3 separate regions of the Mus musculus genome follow, and regions 1 and 2 are each linked to region 3. Evidence: chromatin loops called from intact Hi-C (ENCODE). Cell type or tissue: left cerebral cortex. All regions are shown on one strand. Links, peaks and the distances in the headings refer to the core of each region. The heading gives the core; the rest is flanking DNA.

Evidence for each region. Peaks named below come from ENCODE experiments on the same cell type or tissue, not always from the same donor. Only the 100,000 strongest peaks of a DNase experiment are listed, where the experiment ranks them.
Region 1: it touches region 3 in a loop (3-fold over the local background); 2 of 42 quality-filtered maps call a loop at or near these places.
Region 2: a loop joins it to region 3, with 2.3 times the contacts of the local background. A loop is called at or near these places in 2 of 42 quality-filtered maps.

Annotation. Positions count from the first base shown.
Region 1 is chr12:109,749,043-109,754,099 of GRCm38, forward strand. It overlaps Mirg (miRNA containing gene), which reads left to right. Exons shown (of 8, transcript NR_028265.1): 8 at 53-416. Among named protein-coding and RNA genes, the nearest start is that of Mir3072, 3.7 kb to the left of the region's middle. In left cerebral cortex, for the core only: a CTCF peak has its summit at 1,131 (motif pointing left); DNase peaks (open chromatin) are centred at 909 and 1,635; H3K27ac peaks cover 1,634 bases.
Region 2 is chr12:110,370,995-110,376,363 of GRCm38, forward strand. No RefSeq gene overlaps it. Among named protein-coding and RNA genes, the nearest start is that of Gm40577, 44 kb to the right of the region's middle. In left cerebral cortex, for the core only: a CTCF peak has its summit at 2,599 (motif pointing left); a DNase peak (open chromatin) is centred at 2,638; H3K4me3 peaks cover 190 bases.
Region 3 is chr12:109,970,404-109,975,772 of GRCm38, forward strand. No RefSeq gene overlaps it. Among named protein-coding and RNA genes, the nearest start is that of Gm34667, 51 kb to the right of the region's middle. In left cerebral cortex, for the core only: no CTCF peak of the experiment used is centred there; a DNase peak (open chromatin) is centred at 2,437; H3K27ac peaks cover 1,321 bases.

The DNA of each region.
Region 1 (5,057 bases), core at 1-2,500, 220 kb before region 3:
CAGAGAACCTCAGGGCTCCCTCTAATGTCTCCTTGCTTCTGTCTCACGGCAGCTGCTCTACCTGACTTTGTGGCCTCCCTTCCTGGATCTCTCGCTTACGACAACCGACAACAAAGATGTTTGACTCCAGAAGATGCTCCCCGCGGCCCACCTGAGAGGACTGTCCACACCCCACCCCACTGCGCCCTGTGCCATCTACCTCTGAGTCCCCAACTTCTCACCCATGTTTCAACTCCCACCCCAGAGCCTTGTATTCCAGATCTGAGCAGCCCTTGCTTAGGAACCTGAGGTGGGGGGTGGGTAGGCAGACCCAGGGGACTGAGCAGGGAGGGGAAGGAGGGGTTTCTGCTCTTGGCTTTCAAAGTTCTCAGTGTGTGTAGCCCTTTGAATAATAAACATATGTCATATAATGTAAATATGCTTGCGTGTCTGTATTCAGAGGGACTTTTGTTAAGTGGCACATGGGGGTTAACAGTGTGGTCTGGTCTCCTTCAAGAGGGACCTCTTGGGATGTCTCTGGTCTCTGTCGTCAGTCCTTGGCTGAAAGCAAACATCCAGAAGCAGGGGTTCACACCTGGATTCCTGGCCCCCTCCCCCCCACACACACACACACTACCAGCCCCATAGTCTGATTCAAGTGCCGGGGACATGAAAAGATACCCTTTTCTATCCTTCTAGGGTCTCATGAGCCCCACCCCCTTCCAGCTCCATCTGTACAAGCTGAACCCCCTAGGGCAGAGGCCAGATCCTGGGATACAGCCTGTGCCCACGCGCCTCTCATTGCTGGGCCTCAGCTTGGTCACGACTCGGCAGGGTTGACTCAGACAGAGCCCGGAGCAGGAGACTCATAAATTACATAATTACCCATGAAACCTGCCGCCACCGCTCTCTCCAGCCGGGAGGGACACGCTCCGCTCAGGCTCTGGCCGGCAGTGACTCACTGTTCTCCCCAGAGCCTCTGCCCGCCCACCCACACAGCCACCTCATCTGGGCTAGCTGGGCAGGAGGAGGGGGACCTGGACTCCATCCCCCCTTCTTCCTGTTGTCAAGACAAAGGCAGGCAGGCAGGCAGCCCCCGTCTTGCTGAGAGGGCTTAGGTGGGGGCACCTGCCCCTCTAGCGTCCCTCTGCAGCCCCCTGGTGGCACTTCTCATAGATGGCTGCTTGTGACACAGGAGGAAACTGAGGCTTGGGAGATAGCCTGTCTCCTGTCCCTCCTGTAAGGTGGCTTTGATTACAGCTAATCAGACCAGCAGAGAGACCCTTGAAGTCTCCAGCTACCCCCATCCCCTTAAGACTTCTAGCTCAGACTTCTAGCTCCTTCCCCAGGTCTCTTAGGTAGAAACTGAGTGCACCTTTGAAAAACAGTTCAAAAATGATCATGCACTTGACAGACATGACAGGCAGAAGGTGGCCTTTCCAACCCACATGGGATAGGGTGAGGTGGGGGGCTCCCCAGCAGAAGGACACCAGTATATAGGAGAAATAGCTCAGCCAGTAAGGTACTTTCCATGCAAGCATAAGGACCTGAGCTCAGAGCCCCAGGACCCATGTAAAAGGGCAGTCACAGTAGTATGTACCTGTACAGTCTATAACCTCAGCATGCTGGGAAGCAAGGACAGAGAGATCTCTGAGCTCAATGGCCAGCCAGCTTAGCCAAGTCAGGAATCTCCAGACTGTGTGTGAGAGAAATGTCTCACACACACACACACACACACACACACACACACACACACACACACACTAAAATCGTGTGGAGAACCATTAAAGTGCCTGCTGACAGGAGCCTGGTATGGCTGTCCCCTGAGAGGCTCTGCCAGAGCCTGACCAATACAGATGCAGATGCTCACAGTCAAGTGTCAGATTGAACACGGGGTCCCCAATGAAGGAGTAGGGAAGAACCCAGGAAGAACAACAAAATCAACCAACCAGATACCCCTCCTCCCAGCTCCCAGGGACTAAACCACCAACCAAAGAGTACACATGGAGGGACCCATGGCTCTAGCTGGATATGTAGCAGAGAGGATGGCCTTATCTGGCTGGCATCAATAGGTGGGGAGGCCCTTGGTCCTGTGGAGACTCGATGTCCCAGCGTAGGGGAATAATAGTAAGGAGGAGAGGGTAGGAGTGAGTGGGTGGTTTGGTGAGCACCCTCATAGAAGCAGGGGGAGGGGGTTGAATGGGAGCTTCCAGAGGAAAAACTGGGACGGGCATAACATTTGAAATATAAATAAATAAAATAACCAAAAAAAAAAGTATTAGTGCCCATGTCTAAGTCAGAGTCTGATTCTCACAACCCACATGGTAGAAGCAGAGAACTGATGTCAGCACACCGTCCTCTGACCTCCTCCGTATGCTTGCTTTGACATGCATGCACACAAGATAAACAAACAAATGCAACGTGAAGATTTGTGAAAGCTCACGGTGATGGAAGGCACCTCATGTCAATCAACCCTGACCTCCACGTGCACGATCGCATGCGCACACACACACTCAATTAGAGAAGAAAGTGGTGTCTGACGCTGGATAGACGGCTCAGTGGCTACACCCATGCCTTATTTCAGAAGACCCAGTTTGATTCCCAGTACCCACATTAAATAAAAATAAGCCCAGCAGCTGAAGAACCTAAGTTTAAAAAAAAATAAACAAAATAAAATGCATCTTTAAAAATAAAGAAATGAATAAGTAGATAAAGCCTGCCTGCCTGACTGTATAGACTTCAGGGCTCTCCTTGTGTTATCCTCCACCGGTATTTCTGGCTTTCTCATCTCAGCCTCAGTTTCCTTAGGTACACATTGGGATCAACTCCATCCTCCTCACAAACAGGATAACTAAGGGGAAATTTTTTTGGCAGTGCTTTAGGCTTTCTTTGACTTGAGGGCTCCCTCCAAGGCTCTTCTTGAGTTGGGCACCCCCTTTAAGGTTCTCATTGGGTTGTGGCTCCCTCCAAAGCTCTTACTGACTTGACAGTTCCACCCCAAATCTCTCACTGAGTTTAGGATACCCTCTTTAAGGTTAATTCATAGACTGTTACAACCCCCACCCCTCAGTCCAGAATCAGACAACAGTGTCCCTTGACTCCTCACGAAAACACAGAGTCGAATTTTGAAGCTTGCCTATATCCGGTGACTGTGCACTCCCAAGCCATCTTCCCAAGATACCCTTCCAAAGTACCCCTAGCAAGGGACAGAAACCCTCAAACAGAAAAGACACTATGCTCCAATCAGCATCTGGGTTCCAACTAAACCTCCTTGGATGGTTCTGGGGGAGCAGGCGATCCCCCAGCGGTAGACCTGGGCCATCAAGAGACCCTCCCAGGCAGATAGAAAGATGGCCCAGTGGTAGAACTATCCAGTGCTTCCTAATACCCTGAGTTCAATCCCCAAAGCCATGATTTTTTTAAGGGCTGATGTGCACCTGAGGACCAAGATTTCTGTGGGGGAACCCTAGATGAGGTCGGAAGGTGCAGAGTAACCCAGGATGTAGGCAGAGCATCTGATGACAAGAATGGAGAGGGGCTCAAAAAATGGAGACAAGTGTGTACTGTGTCAGAAACTGGGTTAGAAGAAAGGGACAGGGTTCAGGTGAAGGGGTTAGGAATGTGGCCCAGAGGGTAGAGTGCTTGCCTGGCATGCATGCAGCTCTGGGTTCAATCCTTAACACTGCATAAAGTGGGAGTGTGGCTAACACAGAGAATTCCAGAACTCTGAAAGCTAAAGGAAGAAAGGTCAGATTCATCTTTGGTTGCAGAGCCAGCTCAAGGACAGCTGGTGTTACATGAAACCCTTGCTGGAAAAATTAGATAGATAGATAGATAGATAGATAGATAGATAGATAGATAGATAGATAGATGATAGATCAGACAGACAGACAGAAAGAGATAAATATAGATAGAGAAATAAAAATAGAGAAACAGATGACAGGTAGGTAGAGAAATATAGATGATAGATATGGTAGATCGATTGATAGATTAGATAGATAGATAGATAGATAGATAGATAGATAGATAGATAGATAGATAGATATGACTGACAGATAGGTAGATAAATATAGGTGATAGATAGAACCCCTTGGGTTCTTGGGACCGGAGGCCATGTTGGGTGTGGTGTCCAGCAGGCAGCAGATGCTCCCTCATCTCTAGGTCTCTTAGCCTTCTTTTGCTTTCCTGACTTACCCTATGCCTGATGCAGACACCAGCAACACTATACCTGGAACAGAGCTAGGATCAGAGTGTACCACTGGACACTTTCTTATGGAAAAAGAGGATTGCTAACAGAACCCTAGGTGGGGAGTGAGCGATCTCAGGTTAAGGGACACGGGGTCCCCAGGACCTAACCACTAAGGGAGTTGTTATTTCTTCCCTGCTTGTTGCCATAGTCCCCTGCATTTTCCTTCTATGTTGACAATTTCCTTGGCAGATCTAAAAGGAAGAGGTATTCCTCATCCATAGTGGGGCTGTGCCTGGGTTTTCAGGCTGCTGGTTCCCTGGGCTTGGGGCAAAGATGATGCAGTCCACACCTCAGTATCTGTTTCAGGAGAATTAATCACTTTCCTCTTGCTGGTCCTGTGTGTGCACAGCACACACATATATGTATACATATATACATATAAGAATATGCATACATATACATGCACATGTACTTATACACACATATATGTATATATTTACATATACATATATACATGCATGCATATATGTACATGTATAAACTCATATATACATGACACATATATGTATATAAATATACACACACATATATATATACATACACACACACATATATATGTATATGTGTGTGTTGCCCATGCATGTCCATGTAGAAACCTGACAAGGTCAGGTGTCTGCCCTGTCACTCTTGTCTTGTTCCCTGATTTCAGTCATGTGGGCTGGCCAGCAAGCCCTAGCTGTCCTCCTATGTCCACTCTGTCAGTGCTGTAGCTTCAGGTGTGTGCTGCCCTGCCTAGCTTTTATGTAGACACTGGGATTTGAACTCAGGTCCTCACGCTTGCACAGCAAACATTATACTCGCTGAGCCCCCTCCTCAGCCTTCACCTGAA
Region 2 (5,369 bases), core at 1,648-4,147, 400 kb after region 3:
GGAAGGCCTCCTGATGCAGGTTTGCTTCCTCCAGGAAAGCCTCCTGATGCAGTGATGTGCTTCCTCCAGGAAGGCCTCCTGATGCAGTGATGTGCTTCCTCAGGAAGGCCTCCTGATGCAGTGATGTGCTTCCTCAGGAAGGCCTCCTGATGCAGTGATGTGCTTCCTCAGGAAGGCCTCCTGATGCAGTGATGTGCTTCCTCAGGAAGGCCTCCTGATGCAGGTTTGCTTCCTCCAGGAAGGCCTCCTGATGCAGTGATGTGCTTCCTCAGGAAGGCCTCCCGATGCAGTGATGTGCTTCCTCAGGAAGGCCTCCTGATGCAGTGATGTGCTTCCTCAGGAAGGCCTCCTGATGCAGGTTTGCTTCCTCCAGGAAGGCCTCCTGATGCAGTGATGTGCTTCCTCAGGAAGGCCTCCCGATGCAGTGATGTGCTTCCTCAGGAAGGCCTCCTGATGCAGTGATGTGCTTCCTCAGGAAGGCCTCCTGATGCAGGTTTGCTTCCTCCAGGAAGGCCTCCTGATGCAGTGATGTGCTTCCTCAGGAAGGCCTCCTGATGCAGTGATGTGCTTCCTCAGGAAGGCCTCCTGATGCAGTGATGTGCTTCCTCCAGGAAGGCCTCCTGATGCAGTGATGTGCTTCCTCCAGGAAGGCCTCGTGATGCAGTGATGTGCTTCCTCCAGGAAGGCCTCCTGATGCAGTGATGTGCTTCCTCAGGAAGGCCTCCTGATGCAGTGATGTGCTTCCTCCAGGAAGGCCTCCTGATTCATTGATATTACATAACCTCCCCAAACAGTGTGCCTACCTGTGGACCAAGTGCTCAAACCCAAGAGGCTGTGGAGGAGATTTTTTGGTTCAAACCAGTGCAATCCCTGCATTCCATGAGACTCCAAAGGACCTGCTGACTATAGCTCAGCCTTAAAGGGTTTGCTTGGCATACACAGGCCATAAGTTCAACCTTCAGCCTGTAAGAGGGAGAGACTGGCTCTACAACCTAAGCTGAATTCATGCCACCCTTCACGAGTCTCAGTGTCCCCTGCATCCAACAATGGAAACTGGCCTGTGTTTCAGGACCCTGAGGTGAACACAGGCCAGGCATGATCAGCAGCACCTGGATTAAGGTAAGTTCTGCATGGCAGAAGATCATGCTAGCCATACTGAGGCTGCCAAGGGCACAGCAGGAGGCAGCCCCACCGGGCCTGCTCTGGGAGTGTGTGGGGGTACACCCAGGCTGGCAGGAGGACTGTAGCAGGGAGCCAGAGCCTCCCGGGCACTCTTGCCCTCTGCTCCGGTTGTTCACTTCTAGGAACTGACCCTAAGGCCGCAATCAAGGATTCCTACAGCGCCTAGCCCAGGGCTGCGCTGGCCAGGCCATGTGGCGAGTCAGTGTCCACACCCTGGGGGGCCTCCTCTGTGCAGTGCTGTGTAGCTGTGGGAAGCCAGGATTTTGGCTAGATGGCATGAAGCTGGCATTAAAACCAGTGAAAAGGTCAGGATGGGAACAACTGTACGTGGATGTCCTTGACGGGAAGCTGTTTGGGCATTCGTTTGAAAATGTCCCGGACTGAAGAAGCACCCTGACCTTCCTGCCAATTCCTAGGGCCCCCCAACCAGCCCCTTCCTGAAATTTGGTACCTAAAGCCAGAGCCCAGACCTCTCCCTGCCCCTCCAAATCCCTGGCCTCGCCTACCACCCCTGGGAAGCAGATGATGGAATCTTACTGGTGAACTGGCTTTGCTGACTACCCCATTTCTTTTTACCCTTCCACATCATCTGAAAGGAGCAGAGAAGCGAAGCAAGCTAGGGCGTTGGCTGGCTAGGGATTTGTCCCGATCCTACACCTCACCCCCTCCGCCACACATCCACACTCTTCCAGTCCCTCTCCCCACTTCCCTCCTGCTCAGGGCCTGTAGCAGCCTGCTCCAAAGCCCAGAAAAGGAAGAAGAAGAAAAAAAAAACCTAACAACAATAACAATGCTCAGAGTCAATTCGCCGAGCCTAGCCATGCTCACGGCTGTCTCTCAGAGCTGCCCCCTCCAGACTCAGTTTCTCTACCTGGGAAGGAAGCATAACCACACCCCGCCCCGGGACCAGTGAGAGTCTGTGGAAGGAACAGTGTATGGTGTGAAGGGGTACCCTCTGGAGGCTTCTCCTGGGGCCCCCAGACCCTGAAAAGCCAGAGCAGAACCAAGCCAATCGCTGCTTTAAAGACATACCACTCCCCTGACAGCCCGAGGGCCAGGCCAGCCATGAAGGCGGAATCAAGACCCCAACAGAATTCTGTAATGAACACTCTGCTGTCTCAGTTTATGAGAGAATACATAAGACGTGTAATTGCTTTTGTATTTCGGACACTCATTAGAAGAATAATAAATGTTATTATTTATTAATATGGCAATGAATCATTCAGTTTTTTAAATTAAACATTAAACCGCTAACAAATTAAATGTAAATTATTAGGCCCGCGGATGATGGAGAGGCTCCCCGGGGAGGGGGCAGCTCGCTGGCTGCGCAGAAGCACGCCGCATGTCCCGGGACACAGCCGCAGGGCCGGGGTGAAGCGAGGACAAGACGGCTTGTGGGCTCAGCCTGCCCCCTGCTGGTTATCAGCAGGAACGCAGCAGTCGCAAGCACCCCATCCGCCCAGCGCCAGACTCCTCTGGATCCTTCTAGAAGCAGCTACGCCACGGGCTGTCAGGCGCCTGCGCTCTTGTCCCGCATGAATTTTTGCTGCGCAGACCTAGTTGGGGAGGGCTATCTGGCTTGGAAATGCGTGCGCCCTTGAAAGAAAACCGCCTCCTCTGTCCTCTGCAGCCTGGACCATAGTTCCTGGTGCACTGTCGTCACTAATAAGCATCCACTTGTAGAAAAAAAAAAAAAAAGCACAGAGATCCTCAGTATCTAGCAGAGGTTGCACAGCCAGAAGCTGGCAGAGTAGGAGATTGCAGTCCACCTGTGTCCAGTCCAAAGCCTGTGTTTATCTTGTATTGCTTGTTGGCCCTCTCAGGAGTTGGGGTCCCAGGCTAGTCTTCTGGAACCCATAAAGAGACACCTGTGTAAGGAGCCAAGGGAGTTATTTCCAAAGGACTAAACACCACATACCAAGTTACCTAGTGCACATAGCTGTTCAATAAGGTAGGCGCACGCCCACGCCCATTCCCAGGATATGTAAGCTGAGGCTGAAAAAGACTGCAACAAGCAAGAAATTAGAACTAGTACCTGCCAACCCAGACTTGGCTCCTGATCACTCCAGAACCAGACCCCATTCCTCAGGAAGCAGTGAGCAATCCCTCTGCCCACTCGTGTGCCCACTCCCCTGTATAACACACACACATGCTGGCCAGTACCCATGCCTTAAGGGAACACTAAGCTCAAATCGTATGAGTCCTCGTATGAGGGCACTGGGGGGCGGGGGGCGCGGGGGAGAACCGGGGTGGGTCCCTGACGCCGACAGTGCTAGTACGGCTGCTCTCTGGGACCTCCAGTTTATTCTTTAAGGAAGATCTCAGGAATTGAGCCACTGAACACTGAAGCCCCAGTCCCACAAAGTAAGGCTTCTAGGAAATACCCCAGACACTCGCTGAGACAGACTTCTGGGAAGGGGCTCACAGCCCACCCCAAACTGAGGGGGTTAGCCCTCTGCCGTCAGCCCAGGCTGCTGGGACAGGGAAGTCCAGCCCATAGGCAAGCCCTGGCTGCAGCTATGGGGTCTGAGGGCAGATGCACACCTGGGGGTCCTGGTCCTCTCTTTTACTCCTTATCTGTGTGTGATCTCCGCCCTGGGCTACCCCTTGGCTCCCCACAATACCCTTCCTGCCTTGGTCAGTCTAAGTGGATATCTGCTACACAGAAAGCCACTCTCTGTCAGATTATCACGTTATCCCCTCATAATAGGTACAACAATTATAAGCACCCATCAAGCCTGGCTGACGGACCCTACATCATAGGGCAGATTGAGCCACGGTTTGTTTCCCTGTGTCTCCCCTGCCCCTCTGACACCCACCCCTAGGAGAGGATGGTCGGGTGAAGGAAAGGTAAGGGGTTATTGCTTTTCGTTTGGCCCAAGCTGGGAACCACTGGAGGTTGAACTGTGAACTTGTTCCAGCTTTCCTCTGGACCTGGATGTCCCACCTTTGCAGTGAGGTGCTACAAGGTACCCCAGTAGGAGTGTGCAGAAGGTGGGGTGGGGGGGGAGGCCAGCTCCAGGACCCAGCTCCAGGTCAGATTGGGTCAGCAGCGTCGCCATGCAACGGGCGCCAGAATGAGGCTTATGCGTCTGCCTCCTGTCTGGGTCCTGCCCCAGGAGGGACTGACAGGGCTATTATTGCTGTTCTTGCGCAGGGCCACTCAGACACCAGCTAATTTGTTTCAATCGCACCCCCTCCCTTATTGATCAGTGCTTTCGTAGGGTGTTGCGTTAAATGACTTGTCGCCATAGCAACCATCAGATACTCCTGGGGACCGATGAGTCTGTTTCCTGAGCCAGATCGCCCCCTAAGAGCGCGAGGGAACAAATCTCTTTTCATATCGTGGCTGTCTGCTGAAAGGGACAGGATATTGCTCAGACGAGTCCTTTTGAAAAACAATATTAAAAAAGAACATAACCAGGTTTTTCAACAGATTATAAAGTTGTTTCATAAGGTGCCTTCCTCTTAAGAAATATGAAATCAGATTTTAAAACCTTTGACCAAGTTAATCTTTCTCCTGACTACTTTGTCTCTCCTTAGGAAATAAGCTGAAATATGAAAGCACTTCCCTGCATAAAGACATCAGCCGTACCATTTATTAGGAGAAAAATTGAAAACAGACTAAAAGCACAGTAATGGAAGATTCAGATAAACTACAGTTCACACACCTGTGAGCATATTAGAGATGTTTCCAATGTTACTTATGAAAGAGACATTTATGTCGATGGGGAGAGGAAACAAGATGTTTAAGCCTGTCTGCGAGGTAAACTTAATGAACACAAAACAAGCCCCAGCGTGGGAAGGGAGGCGACACTTGAGCACCCACTGTGTGGCCAGCCCATCCAGGGTCTTAGGGTCCAAGTCATCTCTACCTCTTGTGCTTTAAAAACAATTAATATGCATTGTTACTTTTCAAAGAAAAGGGGTGTGTGTGGGTGTGGGGGGGGGTGTTAAGCTAGGGTACCTTTTTCAACCTCCAGGTTAACAATGAAAGCAAGATCCTAAATTCTGAGAGTGAGGAAAGAATTAGGGACCTAAGCCCCCTGCCAGTCTCCAGGCTCTAGGAAAGACCAGCAGCTCCCCCACCAGGATGCTCACGCTTTGGTGAGAGATGTTCTGTCTGCAGGGGCTAGAGGCTGCTGGAAGCCAGGTGCTGCTCAGGAGGTGGGGTTGGGGAGCTGCTT
Region 3 (5,369 bases), core at 1,045-3,544:
CTGGCCTGGAACTCACTCTGTAGACCAAGCTGGCCTCAGACTCATAGAGATCTGTCTGCTTCTGCCTCCTGAGTGCTTGGATTAAAGGCGTGGATCACCACACCTGCCTATGTTTAGTTTTTAAGGAACCTGGCCAACTTTTCAGGAATGAATGCAATGCCCTTTGCCCATCAGCTGTAGGCAGGGGCCCAGTTTCTCTGCACCTCGAAAAACATTCACTGCGACTAAATCTTTGCTTTGGAAAGCGCTGGTCAGTTGTCTCTCACTTTGGGGACACTGGATGTTATTCTCCAAGTTGCCATATTTCTGAGTTGTCTGGTGTGTGTTCTATTCTGTTCCTGTTCCTCTGAGTATGTAGCTAAGAGCACTGCACACAGGCTTTGGGGTTTATTACCCGCACCTGCTTGCTATGAGTGTTCTCTCAGGGTCAGGTACAAAAATCTGACCATTCCTCTTAGCCTGTTCTAACTCGACTGTGACTTTGTGCTGTCCTGGTGGTGATCAGTATCCCAGGTCGGAGTCCCCAGTTGGACCAGGGCTCTGCAGGCAGTTTTGAAGCCCGTGGCTTGTTGTTTTACCCTCTGACACGGCACCACAGGATGCAAAGATCATTACTTCTGAGGATCCCAGTTCTTTGTTTGTTTTGTTTTTAATAACCTATGCTTTGGGAATCTTGGCTAACAACTGCTTGCCCAGCCTTTAGACTCCCCAAATTTTCTCCTACATTTCTTCTCTAAAACTTCAGTAATTTCACTGTTAATCTATGAGCCTGTTTTTTTTTTAATTAATCTTTATTTTATTTGTGTATGAGTGCTTTGCCTGTATGTATGTCTGTACTTAGAATCGTGGGTGTGCCTCGTGTCCATGGAGGCCAGAAGAGGGCATCGAATCCTCTGGAATTGAAGTTACTGATGGGCGTGAGCCACCATGTGGGTCGGAAACTAAACTCAGGTCCTCTGGAAGAGCAGCCAGTGCTCTTAGCCAAAAGCTGCTTCTTCCAACCCCTGTTTTCTAGAAACAGGTTGCCATTAACCATCAAAGGCTTCCAGTTCTCTCCATCCCTGCGATCAGTTCTGCGCTTTTCCTGAGTCTTTGCTTCCATTGTTCTGGCCTCTCCATGCCTAGACTATCTCCAGAAACATATCTGCCACCCAGCCCTGTCCAACACCCTGTCACCACACATAACCCTCTCTGAGTCTACATCCTCAGACCCCTATCTCTGACCACATCTTCTCCCCCCACCCCCACCTCCTTCCCAAACTCTCAACCACCAGCCTGCCCGCCTGTGTTCCTCAGCGGGTCCTCAGAACCATCTTTGCCTCCTGCAGTGGCTTCTGTTCTCTACTTCCTCCTTGAAACAGATGCTTATCAGAGGGAGGCCTGGGAGCCTGCTGAGAGAGAAGGTGAGTCCTCTGACCTCCGTCCAGCTGAATCCATGGCAGGCACTTCAGAATCACTATCTCTGGCATTTTTTTTTCCATGAGGACCCCCAGGCCTGGGTTTCTCTACCCACGAGGACTGGGTCCGAGTCCTGTCACTCCTTGGCGCCTCAGGGTCCTCTGCCTGGGGCAGAAGAAGGTCTAAGGGGCTTTGTGTTACTCGAGAGAAATATGGATGGGAACACACAGGATCAAGGATAAGCGACACAAACCTGGAATCACCTGGGAGGAGGGAGCCTCGACTGAGGAATTGCCTCCATCAGACTGGCCTGTGGGAATCTCTGTGTGGCATTTCCTTAATAGCTGATTGTTGAAGGAAGGCTAGCCCACCTAGTACCAGCCTTGGGCAGGTGGACCTGGGTGTATTAAAAAGCAGGCTGAGCAAGCCAGAGCGGGTGCAAGCCAGTAAGCAGCACTCCTTCACGGCCTCTGCTCCCGTTCCTGCCTCCAGGTTTCTGCCTTGAGTTCCCTCCCACCTTGACTTCCTCCAATGGACTGTGACCTGGGATGTATAATGTTTAGCCGGAACAATCATGTCTAAGTCACTTTAAACTTTAGGATGCATCTGGGACCTTCTGGGACCTTCTGTGACTGCCATGTATTGGTTACTCTCTGCTCTTCAGTACCTCTCAGTGTGACCTGCAAAACAGCCCAGAGGTCATGCCCTTCTGCTGGGAACGGGTGGGTCTGAGCCAGCTGGGCACTGGCTCAGATCTGAAGACAGGATAGGGACAGTAATAGGAGTCTGTCCTGCTGGGCACTGACCTGGCATTGTCCTCTCAACCCTAACCTGGAAGGCTGCCTTCCTCTCCTTGTCTGAGTTTTTGAACAAGGGATACCACATCTTTAGACGAAACCTGACTGTCACCCTGGAGGCCACAAATAAGGTTCCCAGACAAATAAACTAACTGAAAACTATCATAAGGAGCCTTAAATTAACAGGATGTCATTTTACAAGTACCTCACAAACCAGTGGGAGATGTAAGCCGGCCTGGGGTGACTCAGCACTTTCAAGTGTCTTTCATTACATAATACTGCTAATTTTTTTTTTCTTCAAATGTAAGCAACGTGCTTTCTTCCTAAACATTGTGTTCTTTGTTCTGCAATTTGGAAAAATGAATTCCCTTTAAAGCAAGGCTTTGCTCAACCACAGGACAAGGTGGCAAGGCTGGATCAGAGCTGCCCAGCCCCAGCCATGGAATGGAGATGGTTGCTCATACAGAGACCCCATACTCGTGGTTCCAGAGACCTGTGGTAGCTGGATGGAGGGTAGGTGCTCGGGATTGATTTAGGGCCCTTGACATTCACTGGTTACAATTTGGCCTCGTCTTCTCCCTGCAGAGCACAGCTGTGTGCCAGGCATGGGCTACAGCCAGTCAAAATTTCCTGAGTACTTACAGTGTGCATCTACTCTAGACTAGGCGCTGGAGGGACCCCGTGACCCATGCAGTCCTCATAAGTGTGGCCAGGTGGGCAAGGGCTTGCCCAGGATACCGTGGGGGTACTTGAGGTTCAACATCCAGCCTGGGGCCTGAGAAAACTGCAGAGGGCCAATTTTACAGAAAGTCTCAAAGTACAACCCTGGGAATTGGGGAGGGTGTGTCAGAGGAAGGGCTCCCGGGAATTTCTGGTATACAGCAGTGAAGGCAGGATTCAGGGGCGACGCCACCCTACTTTCCCCAGGCTGTAGTTCCTTGGGGAGACAATGCTCCAGGAACCAGATGACTCCGGTGCAAACCTTGGCTCTCAGGTATCCAGAAGGGTGTGGCACCAGAGAACAGAACCACCTTAGAACTATCTGGAAGGTTCTGGAGCTCTACAGCAAGTTTCTCATGGGGGAAGGTAGACGCATGGGAGTCACAGGCCCGACTGGGTTTGAGCAAGAAAGCCCCAGTACACAAATGCTACTGACATCTGCTGACAGGCTCTGCCACTAGAGAGATGCAGAGAGGCAGGGCAAAGTCCGATGACATGGCCTAGTTACAGGTGGCTGAGTGTAGGTAGCAAGGAGACTGTGGACAGCCCCTCAGGAGGGGCCCAGGGACTTTGACAATGCAGGAGGGAAAGAGGGAAGGATGCAGAGCCAGGTCTTCACAGCGAGGTGCTGATGAGGTCCCAATCTACTATGCCTTGGGTGCTGTCCTGTGGAGAAGTCCCACTGGGAAGGGAGGGGGGGACCAGATAGGCATTTGGAAGGAGCAGTTGACTATTTCTGACTCCTCATTTGTCCCTTCTGACTGTCCACTCAGTCCTCATTTTCGGCCTATGTCAGGGTCAGAGGCAAAATAACCACCCTGACCATGCCATTTGGGACACGCAAGATGCAGTCCGAAGACACCTGAAGCAAGACCTACACTTTGTGTTCTAATAGCCTAAGCCCTGGCAAGGGCCACATGTCACCTAGAGGCAACCCAGCTTGAGATCTGGGCCTATGGGAAGCCCAGGGTTATATGTGGCACCTCCCCTGCCTCACCACCCAGGCAGTGAGACGACCCCAGCAGGAGGGGGAAAGCAAGGCTGAGGAGGGCTCAATTGGGGGGAGGGAGGGTGACGGGGAGGGAGGGTGGTGGGGAGGGGTTGGTTTCAGAATCTAGGGAGGTCGTGAAAAACCCACACCCTGTCCTGTGTTAAGATGGCCTGGCCTGCCAGTTCAGCTCCAAATGTCATCCACATGGTCACTTGCAAACAGCTCTACAAAGCAGCCTCCCAGCTCCCATCATGCCCTGTTCTTCTGTGCACATAGACCCAGCCTGACGAGAGTCAGCTTAGTCCACCAGGAGGTGCAGATGTATGCTCTGAGTCCGGGACTGTGGGAAAGGCTTCATCAGAAACGTTTGCTAGGTGCCACAAGGGAGATGGGAGCCTTCAGAGCAGATGAAAGGAGAGAGCTGTCTCTTTGTTGTCTTATTGGTCTCTCTGTGGAGAGACACCCTTGCTGTGCTAACAGGCAGCTCTCTTGGATAGAGGGGAGGAGGTCTGGGAGCCGTAGTACCTGTGCTTGCCCCAACTCTTCTGTAATCACACACACACACACACACACACACACACACACACACACACACACACAAGGCAGAGTCCCTTTCTCTGGCCCTTTCTCTTAAGTTTCTCCTTCTGAACAAAGCTAGGGATACAATCTCTTTGGGACCCCCTCCATCCCCACATTAATCACTTTGGTTTCCGGAAATCGTGAGGATGGAGCATAAAGGAGTATCTGTGTCTAGCTCCTGCCCCTGAGGTCACTGCCCAGCCACTTTCCACAGCCTCAGCAGCATCCCTTCTATCTTAGTGGCCTCTGTGAGCCTCCAGGGGACCCTCTGAAGAGTAGCAGGCAGAGCTGAGGACATGACCCCCACCTGGAAGACAGCGTTCTATCCTACAGAATGCTGCCAGGAGGTATGTGGGCAGAGCGGTAGCGGGATGTGTACTGAGGCCTCCCCACACTGTTTCCCGTGTACCTGCCTACGTGACCAGAACCTCTCAGAGGCTGCTCTCTGTGTGAGCCCATCCTGCGATCGACCAGGCTCCACAGAAGGGAAAGCAGGCTTTCCAGTGCCTGCTGGCTGCCCAGGTGGCTGAGAGCCCATCTTCAGAGCCTCTGGTGGATCTCACTTCAAATCTGGGAGCTCAGACCTAAGTGAAAACCCCAAGCATGGAACAAAGCTGCTACTTAAGAGTGGATGTCCTTGGGTTCCTGGAGGTCAAACCTTGACTTGATCCAGACTGGAGAAAGGCCCTATTATCCCAGAGCCTTGTTATCTGGGAAAGTCCCAAGGTGTCGAGGTGGGAGAGGTCAGCTAGTGGCATCCATACCAGCTCCCTTTGGCTCATGGTCTCATGAGCCAGGTTTTCCGGGATGTGTGACCAGCAGGAGACCGCCTCCAGACAGCTCCGATTGTCCACGCCGCATGGCAGCGTATTGTGCAACGGCCC